Linked DNA regions of Homo sapiens: region 2 is linked to region 1. The links are chromatin loops, found by intact Hi-C in ENCODE. Cell type or tissue: endothelial cell of umbilical vein. All regions are shown on one strand.

Evidence for each region. Peaks named below come from ENCODE experiments on the same cell type or tissue, not always from the same donor. Only the 100,000 strongest peaks of a DNase experiment are listed, where the experiment ranks them.
Region 2: a loop joins it to region 1, with 6 times the contacts of the local background. A loop is called at or near these places in 2 of 110 quality-filtered maps.

Annotation. Positions count from the first base shown.
Region 1 is chr2:160,371,615-160,374,114 of GRCh38, forward strand. All of the region lies in intron 1 of RBMS1 (RNA binding motif single stranded interacting protein 1), which reads right to left. Among named protein-coding and RNA genes, the nearest start is that of MIR4785, 35 kb to the right of the region's middle. In endothelial cell of umbilical vein, no CTCF peak of the experiment used is centred here; DNase peaks (open chromatin) are centred at 317, 367, 1,137 and 1,827; H3K27ac peaks cover 2,500 bases.
Region 2 is chr2:160,227,440-160,229,939 of GRCh38, forward strand. No RefSeq gene overlaps it. Among named protein-coding and RNA genes, the nearest start is that of ITGB6, 28 kb to the left of the region's middle. RefSeq lists an enhancer at 1-351. In endothelial cell of umbilical vein, no CTCF peak of the experiment used is centred here; DNase peaks (open chromatin) are centred at 22, 1,322 and 2,332; H3K27ac peaks cover 2,500 bases.

The DNA.
Region 1 (2,500 bases):
TCACTCGTGAATAAAGGGGTGGTTGTATTAGACCCTCAGCCTTTCCTGCACGAGTGGTTTGGCACCATCAGGAAGAGCGTTCATCAGCACTCAGAGAGAACTTCCCGTATGGACAGCACTCAGAGAGCACGTCCTGTGTGGGCAGCATTCAGGGAGGACTTCCTCTATGGATAGCAATCAGGGAGCACTTCCTGCATGGACAACACTGATGCCTCCTTCCCGCCAGAAGCCCCACTGGGCCTCCTACACTAAAAGGATCAACAACAGGCACAGGGCAACTATACACAGGGTAATACTATCTCCCTCTCTATCACATCACCCCCTATAGAGAAGAGAGAAATAGTCTCTCCTCTATGAATACAAATCTAAAGGTCATTTACAAAATTAACCACATGTGAACTAAAATACATTAGTAATCATGTACATTGTTATAGATTTCTATGCAGCAAAGATAATTTTAAAACAAAAACTTGTCATTTAAAATTCTATTGTCTCATTTCCTTCCTATTACTAATAGGCTAAAGAACAGTGCTCTGACCAATCTTATAGCTGAAGCTGTCCTCCTCTTCCCACCCCCACCTTACTTAGCCACTTCTCTAATAATTCTAGTACGTTTTGAAGGGAAAGGAAAGCTAGGACCTGCCCTTTAATTTTCTTCAAGTCTTCTTTAAAGTTTTCATCCTTATAGTTCAAGAAGGTTATCATTCCCACCCCTGTTGCCCCTACACCCACCACCACCACCACGACCACCACCACCACCATCCCAAACAGCAGGTTGGTTTAATACATCAACTATTTCCTTCATCCAGAAGCAAAATAATCACTACAGTTGCTCCTGAAAGCAGACAGAAGTTTACAGAACATTATCATTTTCACAGGGAAACAGTATAAGATCAAGCCTGAAATGAACTGAGTACTATGTGAAGACAATGTCTGCTACACTTATTTCCATACACCAGTTCCTCTCTGTATGCTTTCAAGATGTAAAAGGAATTTAACAATTTAAATAAATTATCAAAAAGGAATGAGGGGGGCCCCCACATGGGCCAGTTATCACTACAGTCAGAACATTTTCTTTGTTTCCTTTTGGCCATATGAGTGACTGAGAGAGGGCTGGGAATGGTGGCTGGAAAGAGAAGTTCTGGCACAGGGAACTGGAAAAACAAAACTAAATGTGGGAGGTGAACTGGAGAGGGGTGAGAAACTGGCCAGGAATCAGTTGCTCCTATGGATAGGTCAGAGAAGGAATGCCTGAGGCCAGGATGTTAAAAAACACATAGCTACTAGATTAATGAAGAGTAAGGCCCCTTTACACAGCCAGTGTGTCTCACTTATACATACCATGGAGTTAAGGAAATAATCAATTAATCCCATTTGATAACAAGGATATCAAAGCTTAAAATCACATAGCTAATTAGTTAATGAAACTGGTTCTCATATCTTCACTGTTCCTTGTTTGGAAAAAAACTTTGCAGCTTCTCAAGACTGTGAAACTGACCAATAGAGTATTAAATTTTTTTTTTGGCTGGATTAAGCCTGTCAAAGGAGAGGGGCCCATGTTACCTTCACTATTCCAATAAAACCTAAAAATAAAAATTCCCAATATGTTTCACAATTAATTCTCAAAGATATCCATCAAAGTTGATCCTTGCATGTAAAACTGCAATCTCCACATAGAAATCTCTTTACCTAAGTTCATGAATAAACCATCATTTTCTTATGCTTCAGATAAAAGAATTAAAGTTAAGACTTGCATTGTTGAATACAACATGACTGACTGAGATTTCCTTCCAGATCCCATCAAGACATTAGATTCCTTATCATTCAAGTATCTTTTAAGGGTTGGTTCTGTGCTCCTGAATGCTTATCAGCCCAATTGTTCTATTTCCTTCAAAAGTTCTTCTAAGAACTCCAGCGACTCGCCAAGTTGCCCACTGAGAACTCTGGGCCAGGAAACACACAAGAGTTTTTGTGCAATTTGTTCCATCTAGTTTTTGTAACAGCATTTATAAGGGGTATGGGTGTGTGAATATGAAGATACCAGACTGAAGACATTAAATTTAAATTAATCACCACAAAACTAGAGGGCCAAAAGAGAAAGTAAGGGGACTAAGGCAATGATTTCAAAATTTCCTTGCCAGAGAATGCATTCATCAGAAAGGAAAAGCTTTTAAGAGTGGGTTCCCAGCCTTAGCTACCCTTAATTGCATTGCTTATAATGGTGTAGTACAGTACAGTTTCTAAAAATAGAGTTCAACCAAGGGAAGATCAGGGAGGAGGGAGGATGAAAAGACAGGGGACAAAAAGGTTGAGGAAGGCTTCACAGAGGGGGTGGATGGCTGAGTGAGCTGAATACAAATGACATGTCATTAAGAATAAAAGGGGTGGTGGCTCATATCTGTAATCCCAGCACTTTGGGAGGCCAAGGTGGGAGGATCACTTGAGCCCAGGGGGTTGAGACCAACCTGAATAACATAGCAGGACCCTGACTCTACAAAAA
Region 2 (2,500 bases), 140 kb before region 1:
GAGCAGGAAACCAGGTCAGGCCTCCCCGAGGCAGTGACAAGTCGAGATCAGATTGCAGGAGAAGTCATCCAAGCAAAGGTCAGAGGAAAGAGGACTCCAGGCAGAATAGCAGCTTGGGCAAGGAGCAGGGGTGAGCTTGGTGAGCTCTGATGATGGAGTCCAGGAAAAGGGGAGGCTTTTTCTGCTTTTTACATAATGGGAAGCAATTAGAATTTGAAACAGGGGAGTAACATAATCTGGTTTATGTTCAAAAAAGAGAACTTAGGCTGCTGTGGGAGGAAGGGGTTGAAGTGGCTCAAGAGAGGCAGCAGGAAGACCAGGCAGGAGTCTGATCTGGCAGGATGGTGATGGGGCCAGGGTGACCAGATCCAACTTGGAGAGCATAGACAGATTTGGGGTCTTTGGAGGTAGAGCTGACTGGACTCGTTGATTGATTGGATGTAGAGATCGAGGAAAGAGGAGGCTCCAAGCTTCCTGGGCGACAACTATGGAAACCAGAAGCCTCTTACCAGATTGGGATGCAGGTGGCCTGCATCAGGGTGGTGACCAAAGTGTTAGGAGAGTGGCTTATCCTACAGGAGGGGGAAGGGGCACTGGCACCTCTCTTTTTCTCTCTGACATGTGTGGGTACTGCAGGAAGATTGGAGAGAATCTGCTAGAGCAATCAGTTGGTTTCGGATACTTAAAAAGCAGCTTTTGAAAGCAAACCATAGCCAATTCCACAGGCTAGAAGTCAAATAACTTTAAAATAGCCCAAGGCAGGTATAGTGAATTAAAGTGGCTAAAAGTTCTGTTTACTGTCTGAAATATCCATGGCAGCGGTACAGAGAGTTCAGGAGCTGGGTTGGGCTTGGGGATTTCTGATAACAGTCTTCACACTGGAATTTAATTTGTTTTACTTAAAGGTAAGCCTGAGCACTATTTTCATGAAAACTGCCTGCTCAATCTATTCTTTAAGGACCTGAAAACCCAGACCCCAAAGGAATGTTCTGCTTTGCCAACATTCACTGTCCCGGTGTTTGCTGACTTCACAAACAGAACTTGATGAAAATATGAAAAGACCTGAGAAAGGGTGAATGTATGAGAGGAAGATCCTCTGGGAGCCCAAGGAATTTACAGATCCCTGAATTTTATCACTGTAGTTACTTTTAAATTAAAGACAATAACTGTTCCTTCCAGGTTCTCGTTGACAAATAAGAATGCCGATGTCACTCAAGCATATGATATGATAATCTTTCCCAGAACTGGGAGTATTCAGAACTAACCAGACATGGGAACTGTGTTTTTTCAATGTCTGAGACTTTCTCCTAATTCCATCTTAGTCACACGTAGTTACTCATTACCTTGAAGGGCATTAAGAGTTTATCCATGGCTGCTGTACATTTTGTGCTGCTTTGCTAAATCAGGAAAAAATGCAGACAGCTGAGTCATAGTTTTCAATTAGTTTTTCAATTTCACCAGGAACAAAGTTTTTCAATATCTTTATCAATTTTGTTGCTTTTCATATTACTCTGATTACATACTTTGCAGGATAATCCAGCCTTTTCCTGAAGTATATTAATAATGCATAATATAAATGGGGAGCTGCATTATCAAAGTACTCTTAAACAGAGGTGAAAACTTGAAATCCAGCAAGATTTAGTGATTCACATTCATGGTCTATAGAGATGTGACAGAGGAAAGGAGAATAAGACAATTAAGAACCTTGAAATCATGACAGGGATTTATTACCCAAGAAGAACTACTCTATATGACTTTGAAAATCTGAAATTTATTTAATTCAACAGATATTACACACCCATTTTATATCCAGTCCTACTATATGGAATAAGTATTCATACATTTTATCAATAAAATATTTTAAGTACTGCTGACATGTAAAACACTGTGGATATAAGGGCCTCATCTTCAAGGAACCTTTATCTAGTTGGGTAGACAACACAGATGAACTAGTTCAATGGCAGCACAAAGTGAAATGTGAGATGATTTCAAATGAGAGGTATGGCCAATATGTGCTTGAAGGTCAAAGACTGTTTTCTGCCTGAAATAGTCAGGTCTCTGACCTCAGCTAAATGGTCCTTGAAGGACAGGCAAGATTTGGGTGGGAGAGACTAAGGGACAAGTTTCTTCAGGCAGGAGGAATAGCACACACAAAGGTACCACCTGGGAAGGATTCAAGCGTGCACATAGCAAAAGGGACCCACTTGGTGGGATGGTTTTGTGGGGACATTGTTAAAAAAAAAGTAGACTAACACAAATAGTGTCATTTGCTGGGACAGAAATAACATCCTTTCTGAGACAATAATGGCTTGGCTGGCACTGTGTGTATATGCAATTGTGGAGGAGCTTAGTCACAAATAATCTTTCTTATCTATTTGCATGAGTCAGGCTGGAGCTAGAAAAATTGATGAAAAATCAACTCATTAAAGAAGCAGTAACTCACTCTTCAGGAAGTAGGAAGAGGAATTAAGATGGACATACAGATTGTAGTTATTTGAGC